Linked DNA regions of Homo sapiens: region 1 is linked to region 2. Evidence: read pairs that join two places in POLR2A ChIA-PET (ENCODE). Cell type or tissue: CD4-positive, alpha-beta T cell. All regions are shown on one strand. Each heading gives the region's core, and the rest is flanking DNA. Links, peaks and the distances in the headings are about the cores only.

Region 1 (10,788 bases), core at 2,863-7,862, 220 kb after region 2:
GAAAGGAACTCAGTCCTGCCAATACCTTGATTTGAGCCCAGTGAGACCTGTGTAGCCCTCCACCCTACAGAACTAGAAGATAATACATTTGCCTTAAGCCACTAAGTTTGTAATAACTTATTGCAGTGGCAACAGGGAACTAATACAGTGGGTGTGAGGATTAAATGAACCAGTAGATGTGGAGCCGGAGAGCTGAGCTTGGCCCTGAGGATTTGTTTAGAAGTGTGAGCCACTGTTACAGATATCACAAGTGAGCAGACGCCCGGGCCTGTAGGGATGTCCAACCCAGTGCCTGTCCGACTCAGTTCCCAGGCAGAATTGGGCCCCAGTACCTGGTAGAGAGGGCCTGGACCCCTTCTTCTCCCGAGAAGCAGGATGAAGCTCAGTGGGCTGGAAGCAGCGTGCTGGTGCCACTACCTCAGCCTGATTTTTAGCAACAGCATCAGTAAGTTTAATATTCCGATTTCTGCTCAGACTTCAGAGGAGCAGAAACCTGGGCTGAAGTCTCAGAGTCGGAGTGAGTGGGGCTCCAAGGACCCACAGCCCAACAAGAGCCCGAAAAGAGTTTGTGGAGACAGTGGGATGTGGGGAATGGCCTGATCTTAGGGGAAGGGCAGGGCCCACTCAGGGGAGAGTTAATGAGGGCATGGTTGTGGACACAGCTGGAGTCAATAAGACCTGAGTTTGAATTCCAGCTCCTCCACTTCCTAGCTGGGTGTATTAGTCTGTTGTCACACGACCATGAAGAACTACCTGAGACTGGGTAATTTATGAAGGAAAGAGGTTTCATTGACTCACAGTTCCACATGCCTGAGGAGGCCTCAGGAAACTTACAATCATGGCAGAGACCAAAGGGAAGCAAGCTATGTCTTACATAGCAGCGGGAGAGAGAGAGAGGAGGGGGACTGCCAAACACTTTTAAACCATCAGATCTCGTGAGAACTCACTCACCATCACGAGAACAGCATGGGGAAAACTGCCTCCATAAGTCAATCACTTCCTACCAAGTCCTTCCTTCAACACGCAGGGATTACAATTGGAGATGCAATTTGGGTGGAAACACAGAGCCAAACCATACCACTAGGTGTCCATAAACAGAACACTTGTACTTCCCTGTGCCTTGGTTTTCTCATCTGAGAAACGGGGGTAGTAATGACCCTCACCCCATAGGACCATGTAGAGGATTATAGAAGCTGTTTTGTGTCACTATCCAGGTGCCCCTTAGCCAGTAGCTGCTTCTCCTCCTTTTTCACAACTGTCTGTGTGCAGATGTCGAAAATTCTTTTTCCAGAAGCAGGGACAGGGCCAAACACTCTGCCTGTGCGAGGCATAATCACAGACATCACTCACAGGACTCTCACCTTACAGCCCAGGACACAGAGGCACTTAACCTGCCAAGAGATACTTAACCTGCCAAGTCCTCCCAGCCAGGCTGTGGCTGAGCCAGGATTGAACTCAGGGCTGTCCGGTTCCCCAGGTCATGATCCTTGTCAGGCCAGATGCTGCTGGCTTTATCCCCCTCCCATCGCCTCTCTGGCTCTCACTTGCCTTGTCTCCGGGATGGGGCCGAGGATCCGTGGCTGGCTTTGCTTGCCCACTGTTGTGAGGGCCCCATGATGCGCAGCTGAGAGGCGCTTGGTCAGGTGTGCCCACTGGGGGTGGATGTTACTGGGGCCATGGGGGAGCTGTCTGGCTCCGTCAGGCAGATGACTCTGCCCTGTGCTTGGCATTTTTGGTTCAGTGGCTCTATTTTAAGCCAGAGGAGGTTAGACTTTGTGTATGTGTGTTTCTCAGGTTGGAAAGCTGTCAGCTGAGCAGTCACCAAAAACAGCAACACCCGAGGCACCTCCCCCTTCAGCTTACCTCCCTCTGCCTCCTCTCCTCCTTCCTCCTTTGGAGACCTGAGGGAACCCAGTGATTTTCCTCTGTCCCATCGCCCCAGAGGCACACCCGCGTCCCTCAGCGGGGCCTTGGATTTTCTTCTTTCAGAGCTCCAAGGTTGTCAGCTTTGAGGATGACAAAAAAGGCAATCCCAGTCCCAGGCTGGGTGCTGGGCATGCTTCTAAGCACTTAGGAGTCTAGATCCTTCCAAAGCCTCTGTGAGCCAGGCAAGCCATTCCCATCTCAGGGAGAGGAAACTGATGCTCAGAAGGAGAGAGAGAGACTCACCTAAGGCCACACAGGGTAGGGCAGTGGCAAAGAAGAACATGGGTGTTAGAGTTAGCCAGACCTTGGTTGTGTCTTGGGCAAGTAACTTCACCTCTCTGAGCTTCAGTTTCCTTGTCTGTGACCTGGGGCTAGGAATATCTGCCTGACAGTGTTCCCGTGAGGATTAAATGGAGTGTATGAAGAACTGCTCAGCACAGAGTATGCCCAGCAAATGTTAGTACTGTCCTCCACCCAATTAATTTCTTCTTTGCCCTTTTCCACACTGCCTATTCCCCAGGGCTACTGGGATCTTAAGGGATTGATTTCTAATAGTTAGACTATAGCCCAGTAATTTTCCAGAAAGCCAGAAGATCTGGCACGTTCCCTAATAACATCTCTCTCTTGTCTCTCTCCTGAAAGAATGGATTATTTTAACCTCAGGGAACAGTAGGTGCCAGCTCCTTAGAGGTGGCCGCTGTGGCTTTTCTGTAGCCTGACTGTCATTTAGGGATCTGGGTTACAAGAAATTAAAAGCTGTCTCTTGCTAATTTAAGCAACGTTACTGGTAGGAGTTTGGGGTCTCTCATAATTTTCTGGGCACTGAAAGACAAAACATACGGTTTGGGGGACCCAGAGAGATGGAATCTTGAGTATCACCAGAAAAACACATAGCCACACCCAGTGGGGGAAACCACTGCTCCCAGGCCGATGAGGATATTATTTGGGGGACAAATGACAATTGTCTGAACAAGACTCTGTCTCTAACGGGTTTTAGGCAGGGCTGCTCAGAGAGGTCCTAACATGTGTTTGTGACCATTTCCTTGGAGCCACTGAGAGTTTGTTCTTCAGCCTCATGAGGATCCATATCTCTGAGTTAATGGAGTTATTAAAACCCTTACGCTGGGCTGAGTGTGGTGGCTCATGCCTGTAATCCCAGCACTTTGAGAGGCTGAGGTGGGTAGATCACTTGAACCCAGGAATTCAAGACCAGCTTGGGTCACATGACGAAACCTTGTCTCTACAAAAAATACAAAAAAATTAGCTGGCATGGTGGTGCACACCTATAGTCCCAGCTACTCGGGAGGCTGAGGTGGGAGGATTACTTGAGCCTGGGAGGTCGAGGCTTCAGTGAGCCGTGATCACATCACCTGAGCCTGGGGAGGTCGGTCCATCAGCCACTGCACTTCAGCCTGGGTGACAGCGTGAGACCCTGCCTCAACAAACAGAAACAAAACAAAAAAACCTTTACTGTGGTTTGTTTTAGATTTGAAAATCTAAGTGATAGGAGTATAGAGGTTTGCTAAACCATTCTCTCTACTTTCATGTATATTTGAGAATTTTCACAATAAAACACTTTTTTTTTTTTTTTTGAGATGGAGTTTTGTTCTTGTTGCCCAGGCTGGAGTGCAATGGCACGATCTCGGCTCACTGTAACCCCAGCCTCCTGGATTCAAGCGATTCTCCTGCCTCAGCCTCCCGAGTAGCTGGGACTACAGGCACACACCACCATGCACAGCTAATTTTTTTTGTATTGTGAGTAGAGATGGGGTTTCACCATGTTGGCCAGGCTGATCTCAAACACCTGACTTCAGGTGATCCACCCTCCTTGGCCTCCCAAAGTGCTGGGATTACAGGTGTGAGCCACTGTGCCTGGCCAATAAAACACTTTTTAAAAGAACATTTTCTCTCTGTCCATCCCACCCTATTTTTTCCCCTGCTGTTTATTTGGTCTGAGTGGAAGGTGACTCTGAGAGTTAGAGTAAACGAGAACATTGATTGAGTAGTTAGTATGATCCAAGCACAAAGCAGGCCTCACTTCATTTAATCCTCAGAACAACAGTAGGCATTGTTAATTCCACCCTATAGATGGGGAAATTGAGGCTCAGAAGTATGCAGAGATTTTTTTCAAAGTCACAATTCCAAGGAGAGGGGGAACCAGCTGCTGAGCTCTTGCTCTTGACAGCAGCCCTTCCCTGCCAGTGAGGAGCTTAGCATGGCAGTGTTACAGGTGGCAGTTGCTGCCATATGGCAATTTGAGCCCAGTTGCTACAGACAGAGGCCTGTCCCTTTTCCTCCTGCCAAGGACCACCCCTCCCTTTCCCAGTCAGCATAATATGTTGGAATCAAGAGCTGTCTGTCTGAATCAACGGGGGCAGGACTTGCATTTCACAAGACATCATGGGCTAGAAAGAGTCAAGGCAAAGAAAGAGCCTGAGACGTGAAGAAATACATGTGCTAATGTTAGTGTAACACAGAGCTTCCCTACCCAATGCCTTAGCCAGTAACCATATGTGGCCATTTATAGTTAAATTAATTAAAATTGAATTAAGTTGAAATTTCAAGCCAGGTGCCATGGTGTGAGCCTATTGTCCCAGATACTTGAGAGTCTGAGGCAGGAGGACTGCTTGATTCAAATACAGGCTGTCTGGTTCCAGAAACCTGCCCTTAACATTTATTCATAATCTTCGCTTTATATAGGCTAAGGAGGCTTTTGAGGGAAGGAAAGCTGGTATAATGTCCTGAAGAAAGTCCTGCAGGGGCTGGGCACAGTGGCTCATACCTGTAATTCCTCTCAAAGTGCTGGGATTGCAGGCATGAGCCACCGTCCCTGGCCAATTCTGGTTTCTTTAAAGTGGGGCAAGGACCTGCAGACATTTGTATGGCAACTGGAGTGCAGAATCCCTCTAGATTCTTGTGGGTTTTTTTTTTTCTAGATGTTTTGTAGTTGTTTCTTCCACACCTAATTTGACAGTATTCTTTTTAGCAACCAGTCTTCATTCAGTTTTCAGAAAAACAAATCTCTTCCTTTTGCACTCATATTTCATCAGTTTATGGAATATCTAATTCAGTTACATTGTTACAATATTAAGTGTGCTGTGTGCAAACTGATTTGGGAACAGACCCAGCAGACTGTTGGCAAGCATGCTCTTCTACGGCCAAGAGCCAAAGGCGACCAGGGGCCTAGGGAATGGCTTACTAGCCATAAGCATTCAGTATGCCTGGGGCAGTAGCGTTGCATTCAGAGAGCATGGAGAGCGCTGGTTAGCCTGGCAAGCTGGTTAAACAGATTAGTAAAGAGGACTTTGTGCACTAACTCTGGAAAAGACTCCATAGTGTGGAATTGTCTCTGGAAGACATGTGCCCCACTGGAGACTACATTTCCCAGCATCCTTGGCATCTAGGTGTGACCATGTGACTAGTCTCCACCAATGGAATGTGAGCAGGAGTGGTGAGTGTCACTTCCAGGCAGGGCCTCGAGGAAGTAGGTGAGCTTCTCCATCCCTGTCTGTCTAGATGCAGAGAACCCAAAGCCCTGCAGGATGGCAAAGCTGCAACATGGAAGTCACCCGGATCACCACGTAAAGGAAATCTCTCCAACCAGGAACAAACACCTGCCTTGCAATATTAGGTAAGAGATAAACTGCTATTGTGTTAAGCCACTAGATCTTGGGGGCTGTTCGCTATAGCAACTAGCATTACCCTCTTTAATACACTTCCCATATAAGGCTGTCATGAGGATTAAGTTAAATGACACACATGTAAGAGACTCTTAAATGGGACTTTTCCTATTGTCTCAGATTTACAGCTAAAGCCCCAAAGCCAAGGACGGACAAGAGGTGTCAAATACCACCATATCATGCCTGCAGGAACTTTTTTTTTTTTTTTTTTTTTTTTTTTTTGGAGACAGGGGTCTCACTCTGTCACCTACGCTGGAGTGCAATGGTGCGATCTTGGCTCTGCAACCTCTGCCTCCTGGGCTCAAGCTATCCTCCCACCTCAGCCCCCCAAGTAGCTGGGACTACAGGCACAAGCCATCATGCCTGGCTAATTTTTGTATTGTTTGTAGAGATGGGGTTTCGCCATGTTGCCCAGGCTGGTCTCGAACTCCTAAGCTCAAGCAATCCAACCTCCTCAGCCTCCCAAAGTGCTGGAATTACAGGCGTGAGTCACTGTGCCCACCCCCTGCAGTACTTTCTTCAGGACGTGGAAGAGGCCATTGCTAGGCTCTCTCTGGTCCTCCAAAGGCCAGAGCCCATATTGCAGTTCGGGACATGGCTGCTTTCCAAACTAGGATGGGATAATTTTTTAAATCCCTGGGCTGGGAGACAGGAGGCCTGGTTCTCAAATGGACTCTGTCCAAGACTTGCTAAATGACCATAGGAAAAACACTATTCTACATGGACCCCATTGTGGCCCACCTATTCATGGCAGAGGAGTAGGCAAGAGAAACACAGAAACACCCTCTAAGTGCTTTGCTGAGGGCCCATTAACCTCAGGAAACAGAGCCCTGAAGATGTTGTGAGTCCTCTTCTCTCAGGGCCATGGAACCTTCCCCCCACCTCCTCTCCCACTGCCAAGCTTGATCCCCAGGGCTCTGAGCCACACATTCCAAGGTAGAGCTTGAGCCACACGAGTCCCCATAACCTGCATTTGCACCCTTCTTTACCTGCACGGTGTGAATGTTCACCTAGAGCCAGGAAAACAGCACAAGAGGTACCCACCAATGAGGAGTGGGTGTCTGGGCTGTTTCCAGACCCCATGGCAACTACATTTCAGAGCTGGGCCTGTGTTCAAGGGACTCAGGCAAGTAGTTGAGATAATAATAATGTTAATGTTTGAAAAGATTGTAGCATAGTGGAATATTCTCCACCTTCCAGGTCCTTCCTAGGGCTTGGTGCATGTGCATATCTCCTTCCGGAATCCTGGTCAATACTAAGGTAAGATGAAAAAACTGCGGGTTTGGGATAAGCAGGAAAAAAGAAGCAAACTCTCTTAGTGGCGGAACTTACTGAAGTTAAGCTTCGAGTCTGTATTGGTCAGGACTCTTGGTTGCAAGTGACAGAATCCCAACTCTGTTAGTGTGGTTAAAGGTTAAGCTGCTGTAACAAAGATGCCCAGCAGTGCAGTGACTTAAAGAAGACAAAAGTTTACTTCTTTTTCAACTGCGCTGCCAAGTTGTCAAGGCAGCTATGATCCAGGGGGCCACTCAGAGACCCAGGTTTCTTCATAGTGCACCCCATCATTCCTTAGGACAGTGGTTTCCAGAGTGGTCCTTGGACTGGCAGCTTCAACAGCACCTGGGAACTTGTTAGAAATGTCAATTCTCCAGCCCTATCCTGGGCCTAGCGAATCAGGAACTTTAGGTGTGGGGCCCAGCCATCTGTGTCTTTACAGGCCCTCCGAGTGATTCTGCAAGTTTGAGAATCACTGCACTGCCCCAGGATACTATTCCTGTCTGCACAGTGGAAGCTGGGGCACAGAGGGTTGCAGCCAATGGGAAGGGGAAAGAACTCGAAGCAGGCACACAAACTTGTAAGGCTCAGGTCAGGAAGTGGCACATGTCACTTCCCTTCATATTTTATTGGTAAAGATTGAGTCACATGGCCACACCTAGCTGCAAAGGAGACTGGGAAATGTAGTCTAGGCATGTGCTCAGATAGAAGGGAAATCATCTGAGTAGGAGAAAGAGGCAGTGGAAAGCTCTGTGAACTCAGCATTCTGGTCACTGGGACAGTATAAAATTTGAGATCATTTGTTTCATGACTTTGAACCATGACTATCTGTCCCATGGTAAAATTCCTATACTAGAGAAAGAAGGTAGTTTATCCACATTCTTGTCTAACACAAACATTTGACATTTCTTTATTGTGAAATATTTAAGACATTGTGGCAAAGACTGATGGATGTTTGTGATAGCACATGAAATGTAGATAGACTACATTTCCCAGCCTCCCTTGCAGTTGGGTGTGACCATGTGACTGAGTTTTAACCAATGAGACAAGAGCAGAAGTTCTGTGTGCAACTTCCTGGCTCCGGCTCTCCATGAATTGATTGTCTGGGCTTCCTCCCTGACCTAGTCAGGCCTTACTGGATGCAGATGATTGGGAGAAGGAGAGAGGAAGGAGGAGCCCTAGACGAAGGATCCTGAGTCCCTGTATCACCATGTAGGGGAGCCCACCAAGCAGAAGCACCCATAGGGAATGTTACGTAACACACATAGACTTTGTGCTTTGGCTAGTAAGCATTTTGGCAGTGACGTTCCAATGGCGCTGGTGGTAGTGGAAGTGGATGCAGGTGATAAAGGGGTACATTGTCTGTACAGAATTTTAAAACAGTAATGAAAAGGTCTAAAAGTCAATCTGCTTTTTATTATCACCACATGCCAGCAATTCTAAACATTAGTGTTAAAATATTCCTTCTCACCAGGGAGAAAACTCCCACTGTTAGAAGCATTTGAACCAGAGCGATTCCATCTTGAATAGGGGCTGGGTAAAATAAGGCTGAGACCTGCTGGGCTTCATTCTCAGATGGTTAAGGCATTCTAAGTCACAGGATGAGATAGGACGTTGGCACAAGATACAAGTCGTAAAGACCTTGCTGATAAAACAGGTTGCAATAAAGAAGCCGGCTAAAACCCACCAAAATCAAAATGGCCTCGAGAGTGACCGCTGGTCGTCCTCACTGCTAGACTCTCACCAGCGCCATGAGAGTTTACAAATGCCATGGCAACGTCAGGAAGTTACCCTATATGGTCTAAAAAGGGGAGGCATTAATAATCTATCCCTTGTTGAGCATATCATCAAGAAATAACCATAAAAATAGGCAACCAGCAGCCCTCGGGGCTGCTCTGTCTATGGAGCATTATTCCTTTGCTTTCTTAATAAATTCACTTTCACTTTATGGACTCGCCTTGAGTTCTTTCTTACGCGAGTTCCAAGATCCAGATCCCTCTCTTGGGGTCTGGACTGGGACCCCCTTCCTGTAACACTACCACCTCCCCTGGTCCCTTGGTATGCCACTGGATTTCGGGTTTATTTATTACTGGGATCTGGTTTACCCTAGCTAATAAAGACAGGCATAAAGGTATAAATAGCAATGACGAACATCCATATGTACAACATGTTTTTTAAGGAAAAAAACATTACAAATATGACTGTTGACATGAACATTTAAAATAAATTTAGATTTATTCTGGCAACTGCAGTCTGATACTTAAGCAATCTTCCTGACGTGGGGAAAAGACTCAGGGAGACTTTGCATTCCACAGATGCCACATCAGCCATCTGGAGTAGGCAGCGCAGCACCAGTTTCTGCCACCAGGTTCTGATTTAGCCGACTTCTTGATTGCAACCTGTCTTACCACAAGGTCTTTATGATCTGTATCTTGTGCTGACCTCCTATCTCATCCTGTGACTTAGAATCCTGTGACTTAGAGTAGCCATTCTTTATTCCTTTACTTTCTTAATAAACTCACTTTCACTTTATGGACTCACCCTGAGTTATTTCTTGTGCGAGCTCCAAGAACCCTCTCTTGGGGTCTGGATTGAGACCCGATCCAGAACATAAAGATCATCAGCCATCTGGAGTAAGCGGTGATACCACCAGGTTCTCCAACTCTGGGTTTTAGTCAGATGGCCACAGAGCAGGGGTCAAGAGAGGAAGGCAGGGGAGTGGGACTGCAGTGAGATGTCTCAGAGACTGAGAGAGGCAGGGGGGTTAGTGGACCTGGAGGGTGTGTCCTTGAGGTGAGTGGTAGTGAGGGGGTTGAGAGGGTAGAGGGAGTCAAGTCAGTCACCTGTGTCCCACCCCTGCTGGCTTCAGGGCAGGGGAGAAGCTGCTGAAGAGGTTCACGTTAGGTTATTGGCCATCCAACAGAGACTGGATGAAAAGACCTGGCCCAGCGAAGACGTTAAAACCTTTTTCATGAAAGCCAGTGGTGAGGGGGCATTGGGCAGTGGAGGTGTGACCAGAAAGGGGTCCTGATCCAGACCCCAAGAGAGTGTTCTTGGATCTCCTGCAAGAAAGAATTTAAGGCAAGTCCACAAAGAGAAAGCAAGTTTATTAAGAAAGTAAAGGAATAAAGAATGGCTACTCCATAGACAGAAGAGCCCTCAGGGCTGCCGGTTGCCCATTTTTAAGGTTATTTCTTGATGACATGCTAAACAAGAGGTGGATTATTCATGTGTCCCCTTTTTAGACCATAGAGTGTAACTTCCTGACATTGGCATGGCATTTGTAAACTCTCATGGCGCTGGTAGGAGTGTGGCAGTGAGGACTACCAGAGGTCACTCTCGTCGCCATCTTGGTTTTGGTGGGTTTTGGCCAGCTTCTGCAGCCTGTTTTATCAACAAGGTCTTTATGATCTGTATCTTGTGCCGACCTCCCATCTCATCCTGTGACTTAGAATGCCTCATCGTCTGGCAATGCAGCCCAGTAGGACTCAGCCTTATTTTACCCAGCCCCTACTCAAAATGGAGTTGCTCTGGTCTAACGCCTCTGACAAAGGGGCCATAGATAAAGACCAGGCCAGTGTGATGGGGCCACTTGCAACCAAGTTTGTCAGCCAACCTGGAGGTGATGAAGAGGACTTGGCCCCTACTTCTGCCCTTGGGTTCTCCCTGATGTCATAATTCATGTCAGTGGAAGTGAAAAAAGATGAATTCTTGAGAATCAGATGGCTGAGAATGCACCTCAGACCCTAGACCACATTTTAGCCATGGAGAGGCAGGTGGCCTTTTCGTTAGCACCTGACACATGGTGGCCATTGGTTGCCTCCCCTTTCCTAGGCAGAAAGTCGAGGGGTACCTCCCAGGGAGGCTGTTGGAGTTGCCCCTTGAAGACAGCCTCCTCCTGGCAGGT
Region 2 (7,603 bases), core at 1-5,000:
CCTGGTTTCTGTGAGTCACCGTTCAGTACCTATTTCCCTTTGCCGCCTTCCTTTTTTTCCTTTTCTTGGCTAGCATCTCTTGAGTGATTTACCATGTGCTAGACATTTTAGACACGATCTCCTTTGATCTTTATTATGGCCCTGTGGATAAAATGCTTAGAAAGGAGGAGTCCAAGAGAGTTAAATTGGCTCCCTCGGGGTTACATAGTGAAGACATGGAAGAGCCACGATTTGAATATGGATCTGTTTGACTTTGATGCTAAGTCCAAATTTTTAATCATTTTGCTAGACCTCTCCTCACATCCTCTCCAGATTTCATTCTTTTTTTTTTTTTTTTTGTCTGCACTTTTTGCAGTTTCAAGCCACTCCTTTGCCCCCTTCTTTGTTCTAGAAAACTCTCCTTTAGGCCCACTTCCTCATGGCAGCCTTACTTGATGAAGTTGCTGAAGAAGCTGAGGTATTGATGTTGCTGCCATTTTCATTCATCTCACCCCAGCTGGTCTGGAAAAGCTTGTACATTTGTATGGGTTAATTCTGGGTCCATAGAAAAGCTAGCCTGGTATCTAGATTTAGCAAGGACCGGAGTTTGGTTCTGCTGCTGCTACAGATTTCCTAGGTAATTTTGGGCAAGTCTCTTGATTTATCTGATCAGTCTTCTTGATCACGAAGAGAGCTCAGGGAACAGGCTAACACAATGAACCCTTCCAGCAAGTCTATGAAGTGATATCCTCATGTGGTAGGTGGGCACGCATGATCAGAGGGATGGAGTGACTTGTCCGGATCGCAGGGTTGATGCCCTTTCCACCGCACCACTGCTGTTTCTGAGCAACCGTACTCTGGTGACTCAAGATGGATTACAGGTTTTGGGTACTTAGCTCCTTAAGGGCAAGGATGTATTTTACTAGTCTTTGTACTTTCCGTCTCTGGGCCTGGCAAAACAAGAGGGGAAAACGCTTGTTATTGTTGGTATTGAATGAAAGATATCAAATATCAACATGGCAACAGGATACTGAGTGAAAAAAGTAAGTTGCAGAAGGATAGGCAATATGATGCCTCTTAGGAAATGCTTTAATAGACATAAAATGGTATCTTTCCTGTTAACACACACACACACACACACATATATATACATATACATATATATACATGTACATGTATACATATATACATATACATATATACATATATATGTAAATGTAGAACATGCTTGAAAATGTTACATACCAACTTCAGGATTGTACTGGCCTCTGTGAGTCTGGGGAGGGAGCACAGGGATAAGGATGGGGATGGCTGGAGTTTTAGCTTATCAAAAAAATTTTTAAGGGTTGGGTGCCATAGCTCATGCCTATAATCCCAACACTTTGGGAGGCCAAAGCGGGAGGATCACTTGAGGCTAGGCATTCAAGACCAACCTGGGCAACACAGTGGGACTCTGTCTCTACAAAAACTTTAAAAATTAACTGGGCTTGGGGGTACACACCTGTAGTCCTATCTGCTTGGTAGGCTGAGCTGGGAAGATCACTTGAGCCCAAGAGTTTGAGGCTGCAGTGAGCTATGATTGTGCTACTACACTTCAGCCTGGGCAACAGAGGGAGACGCTGTCTCTAAAAATTAAAAAAGTTGGGAACTAATATAACGTGCTAAATCTAGTGGTGGATTCTGAGATAATGGTCTTCTGTATGTTTCAAAATTTTCAAAAAGAGACCCTGTTTTCAATTCTTTTTAAAATAATGGCCGACACTAGTGGGTATGAAGTGGTTGAAAATTATCTTTAAAAATAAAGATCATTGTTGGTTGGGCACGGTGGCTCACGTCTGTAATCCCAGTACTTTGGGAGGCCGAGGCAGGCGGATTGCCTGAGGTCAGGAGTTCAAGACCAGCTTGGCCAACATAGTGAAACCCTGTCTCTACCAGGCGTGGTGGCGAGTGCCTGTAATCCCAGCTACTCAGGAGGCTGAGGCTGAGGCAGGAGAATTGCTTGAACCCAGGAGGTGGAGTTGCAGTGAGCGGAGATCGCTCCACTGCACTCCAGGCTGGGCAACAGAGCAGGACTCTGTCTCAAAAAAAAATACGTAAATAAAGATCATGGTGGCCACAGTGAAGGACTTGAGCCTCTGCGATTCCTGAGGGTAAGGACTGCCTTAGAAGAATGTCTAATAATTCTCCCCATGGGGTAGCTTAAGACTTTTTCCTGATTAAGTTCTCTGTACTCCCATCACACCCAGCTCAATTATCATTTCCCTGACAAAGTCCTCCCTGGCTTGACCAGGTAAAACTAGTCTCATGTCTTTCATGGGTGTTTTGTGCCCCTACAACTTTTGGTCAATCCATTTATCATACGTTTATCATCTTGTTCCCTCCCTCCCTCCCTTTCTTTTCTTTTTTTTTTTTTCTTTCTTTCTTGGATTTAAATGCTTTTTGTAATAAAATACACACCTATCCATCCATTTATCCACCCAAACCCAAGTAGTTACAGCATGGATTTCTTTGAGGCAGAAGCTAGCTATTTCTTGTTTATCTTTTGTCTGTTATCAAGTTCAGTGCTGGAATGAGTGAATGAGGAAATACTTGGTTCCCTTTGAATGGCAAAAAGCGCAGTGTCCTTCTGTCACATAAGAATGACAAACACGCCAGCCCAGCAGACCAACAAGCCTGAACAGGTTATAGTTATCTCTACTGCCTTAACACAAGGCCCAAAGAGCTCTGAGTTTGAAATGTATCCTAATGCCCTGAGGCACCCATTTTCCAAACTGATCATCTTCCCCACTCTATCTGGGCAGGTTCTTCAGACCCAGAAGAAGAAAGTGTTCTCTACTCCAACCGAGCAGCATGTCACTTGAAGGATGGAAACTGCAGAGACTGCATCAAAGATTGCACTTCGTAAGTGGCCAAGGGTAATTTTGGGATGCCTGAGGGTCTCAGAAGAGGAGGCTGGGTTAATCTGGCTTGTTTCTTCTTTGGAAGGATCCCATCAATTACATCTGGGACAGATATTAAGAAAGTGTCACTGAGTTTCACCAGGTCACTGAGAATGGGAGTCTTTATTTGGTCCTTATGGCCCGTGACTTGCATCTTTGGAGTCTTGGCTCTGCTGCCGAAAAAGGAGTGGGATGGGCAGTTAGAAGCAGGCCGTAAAGTCTTTGTGCAATTTGAAACCTGGGAATAAGGTGGAGTGGCAGACCAGTAACTGGCTTGCCCAGGTGCTTTTCTGGGATGGGAGTATGTGAGGGGAAGGGAGCGAAGGAAAGAAGGAGGAATAGAGGTTAATAGATTGTCTCAGAAGGAGAAAGGAAAAAAATGGTATTCATGAATGACCAGTTTTAGAGGACACTGAACAATGTTTCATATCTCTTTTTCTTCAAGCCAGTCTAATATTCTTTTATCATCATTAAACTCTCACATTTACCTGAAATGTGTTCTCAGATCTGATGTCCTCTGACATTGCTTTAGATTCCTGCCCTGGTGATAGCCAGGAGAGCAGGAGGGGTGTGAGCATACTCACAGAGCCTGTGCTGAATTAATTTGTGCCATGCCTTGTGCCAGATTTCCCTCTTTGAGTGTTCACAACCAATCTGTGGGGTACGGTTACCATGTGTCCCAGGCCAGAACTTGGTTGCTGAGGGTTGGGGCAGTAAAGTGATTTACCTGGGTCACATAGTTAGCAGCAGAGGTGGAATTCAGACACCACCCCATCTGACTCCAAAGCTTGTTTGTTATTCCCACTAGACCACAACTGTAAAAAAACATAGTAGCATGAAAGCCATGAGGCTTTTGTTCTTGATTTTGGGGGAACTGAAACTATGAAAATTGATGCATGTGCACACACATTTAACAAAATTCATGTTTCTCTGCCTTCTTTCTCCTCCTCACTTCAGTCTACGTTGAAAAATCCCTGTTCTGAGGTTTGGCGTTTTTAGCCATGTCTCTCGGCCAGAAATTACTTCCTGTACGCTGAGTGCTCCAGATAACCCTGCCTGGAAGAAACTGTAGGGAAACCCTGGTGGCTCAGCAGCCAGCCAGTTGACATTTTTGCCTCCTATTCTAGAGCACTGGCCTTGGTTCCCTTCAGCATTAAGCCCCTGCTGCGGCGAGCATCTGCTTATGAGGCTCTGGAGAAGTACCCTATGGCCTATGTTGACTATAAGACTGTGCTGCAGATTGATGATAATGTGACGTCAGCCGTAGAAGGCATCAACAGGTGAGCTCCATTCCCAGCAGGTGGTCTCCACGGCAACTCCCTGTCCTTCTTGATTGGCTGCGGGCCATTGCCTTGTCTGTCTTCTGAGGGGATCCCTTTGGCTACACTTAAAAAACTCCCGATGGGCATGTAGGGGAAGCTGAGAAAGGAAAATCTGCTTTTTTATTTAGCAGGTTTTCAGGGAGTCAATTACTAAGATTGATTGATTGATATTTGCCTACATGTGCCTCACAGTATCTATGTACACAGTAATATTTATTGTACACTGTTTAAGGTGTTGTGCCCGGTTCAGTGGGGGATACCAAAATGAGAAAGAGATACAGACCCCACTTACCTTCAAAGCGCTAACGCTAATTAGAAGAATAAGACACAAGCCCAAGCAGCTATGACAAGCCTAAAAGGATATGGTTTGTGGACATGGTTCAGTATATTGCACTGTGACCAATCCAAGAGGTTCCCCAGGTGCAATTCCTTTCTGGTCTCTGAGCAGTTATTGGCTTTTATCTCATGGATATTGTCATTTGTATAACTGATCATGTTTCCCCTCTGCGTGTGCGGCTAGAAAGCCAAACACTGCACTAATAGCAAACCCTTAACAGGGACTTCATGGTATGTATTTAGTGCTTTATTTCTGGCTTGACTTGTCTGCCAGCATTCTTTGTTTTCTCTTTGCCTCCTTTTTAACTTATCTGATTCCACAAAATCTACCAATTATGTGACAGACTTTGCTCTAGGACCTGGGCTGATGACTGAGACATACCTCTTCCTGCCGTCATAGAGGTCCCGGTCTCAAGGAAGACACCAGTCAGTAATAGGCAAGCACAATACAACATGATAAGCGCCATGGTAGGAGGCAGCACAGGGGGCTCTGAGGCCAGAAAGGAGCCACCTAGCTAGCTGAGAGGGAGAGGGGGAGGCCAGAGAGAGCTTTTCAGAGGAGGTGAGCTAAGAATGAGAGATATGGGGTAGGGGGTTAGCCAGAAGACAGAGCAGCGTGTGCAAAGGTGAGCAAGTGTGACAGATCACAGGAATTGTAAGAAGTCGGTTTCACATGGTGCTGCAGGCAGGAGCTCAGCTTGGGACAGGTTGGTGAGGCCAAGTCACACAAGACCCAGGGTTCAGGGCTTGGACTTAATCCTGAGCAAGTCAGCCTTTATGAAAAGGTCTTTAGCAGTGGAGCAACATGAGCAGATTTGTATTTTAGAGAAAAGCTCTTTGCTGCCATGTTGAGGGATGATATGAAGGGCAACAGAATAGAAAGGAGTCATGCAGCAATCCAGGGGAGAGGGTGGAGAGAAAACAATGGGACCAGTCAGGGGACATGTAGGAAGTATATCAACAAGCTTTAGTGGTTGCGGGGTATCGAGAAGGGAGGAATAGAAGAAGACACTCAGATTATTGACATTCAGTCGGAGGTGACTGTGGGACATAAGACTAGAGATCTAAGTAGGACGGTTGGGTATTTACATGGAACAAAGGAAGAAAATACAGGCCAGACATAAGGATTTGAGGGTCATCAGCGCAGAGGTGGATTAGGGCTGTGAGAAAGAAAAAGAACATCACAGCTAGTGTGAAGAGGATGGAGCTTTGAGAAACTCCAGCATTTGAGGGACTTACAGAGGAACAGCAGCTAGAGAGGTGGGAGGAAACAGGGCATTGATGTCCCAAGGGAAGGAGTATTTCAAGAAAGATGGAGACATCATTAGTGTCAGGTGTTCCAAGGAGCTTACATTAAAGGTTTGGCAATGAAGTCACCGGTGGCTCTGATGGAAGCTGGTCAGTGGGATCAGGAGCCAGAGGGCAATGCTTTCAGAAAGTCAGGCTTGAAGAGAAGCTGGGGAGTATACCTGTGATGGCAAGGGGTGTCCAGTATGGTTTTATTAGGTGAGGAAAGAGTTAAAGGGACTTAAATGCTGACGGTTGGAGTTAGTAGAGAGGAAGGATGAAGATGTGGGAGAGGGAGGTGCTGCCTGGGTGTGGTCCCTGAAAGAGGCAAGAGGAGATGGGATCCAGAGCTTAGGTGGGTGGATTGGTCCCATTGTCTCTTCTGTTGTGACAGGAGAGAAATAGGAAGGATTGGGCACCCAGGCAGGTAGGTTTGTATTTGGGGTATGAGGAAGTTTGCTCTAAAAAAGGGGAAGGGCCAGGGAACAGGTTTGAGGAGAGCAGAGGTTTGAAATAGCTTGGCCGCCAGGAAAACAGCCTAGCCAGAGACATCTTGGAATTTGTAGTGATACAGTCTGTGGTTTTTATTCTTGTAATATAGGAAACATGGTTGTAGGAGCAGAAAAAGTATACAGTTAGCATTATTCACTCATTCAACACATAACTGATTGGGCCTTGGTGGTTGCTAGGTGACATACCAGGTGCTGGAGATCAGTTGACAGAATGAACTTGGTCTCTGGGTGGCATTTTAAGCTGAAATCTAAAGAATAAGTTGGAGTTAGCCGGGCCTGGAAGGTGGCAATCTTTTTCCAAAATGAAAATGGTTGTTCTGGGTAGAGGAAAAAGCATGTGCAAAGTCTTGAACAGAAGGATCAGAAGAGAATGTGGCTCACAGTGAAGGGGGACAGGAAGGGGTGGGGACCAGATCTCACATGCCACATTAGCCTAGGGAATTGGGAACCCCTGAGGAGTTGTAAGATTTGAGAATGACATAAGCTTTGCATTTTTTAAAAAGCCTGAGCATTAAACAAATGTCAGGTGCTTGCATGGTTGTGTACTTGATTCATTGATAAAATATGAAACAAAATGTATGATTCTTTCTTGGAGAAACTATAGTCTTTTTGGATCATGGTTTAAGTATCCTTAACAAGCAACAGATCACCACTTTAAAGGTAACATAGTTTGACCAAGCTCAAGGAATGTCATGGGGACTGATCTGAGATGGTGTTTATGGGTTCCTGTATTGCACGTGTTGGAGGAGCTAAAGAGGTGGTTCCGACCAGGGGGAGGGTGGCAGCTCTGGCTCTTCTGAAAAGGCCTACCTCCCATGGGTGTGTGAAAGGAGAAATATCTTCTTGACCCAGCTGGAAACCTCCCTGCAATCCTGCCTTCTTTTCCAGAATGACCAGAGCTCTCATGGACTCGCTTGGGCCTGAGTGGCGCCTGAAGCTGCCCTCAATCCCCTTGGTGCCTGTTTCAGCTCAGAAGAGGTGGAATTCCTTGCCTTCGGAGAACCACAAAGAGATGGCTAAAAGCAAATCCAAAGAAACCACAGCTACAAAGAACAGAGGTGAGCTGTGACTCCCTGCCCAGAGTCTTGCAATCTCCCACTATCCATTTTCTTTAGAGTAGTCCTGCAAAAATTGGCATTGTTTAGCTGAGTTATAAAAATAATCTTAGGAACAAAGTATAAAACAAAATACAAGTCTTCACCTCTTAGAGACTGTTTTCTCAGCTGTA

What was found. Peaks named below come from ENCODE experiments on the same cell type or tissue, not always from the same donor. Only the 100,000 strongest peaks of a DNase experiment are listed, where the experiment ranks them.
Region 1: POLR2A ChIA-PET joins it to region 2 with 10 read pairs; 3 of 35 experiments call an interaction of 5 or more read pairs at or near these places.

What each region holds. Positions count from the first base shown.
Region 1 is chr20:44,733,589-44,744,376 of GRCh38, reverse strand. KCNK15-AS1 (KCNK15 and WISP2 antisense RNA 1) reads left to right here. Exons shown (of 5, transcript NR_132377.1): 2 at 5,443-5,557; 3 at 6,807-6,866. Among named protein-coding and RNA genes, the nearest start is that of KCNK15, 6.9 kb to the left of the region's middle. In CD4-positive, alpha-beta T cell, for the core only: no CTCF peak of the experiment used is centred there; DNase peaks (open chromatin) are centred at 5,366 and 7,526.
Region 2 is chr20:44,951,663-44,959,265 of GRCh38, reverse strand. It overlaps TOMM34 (translocase of outer mitochondrial membrane 34), which reads left to right. Exons shown (of 7, transcript NM_006809.5): 2 at 2,781-2,880; 3 at 4,046-4,198; 4 at 7,264-7,433. LOC124904912 (a long non-coding RNA gene) reads right to left here and starts at 4,050. Exons shown (of 2, transcript XR_007067599.1): 1 at 3,646-4,050; 2 at 1-929. In CD4-positive, alpha-beta T cell, for the core only: no CTCF peak of the experiment used is centred there; no DNase peak of the experiment used is centred there; H3K4me3 peaks cover 10 bases.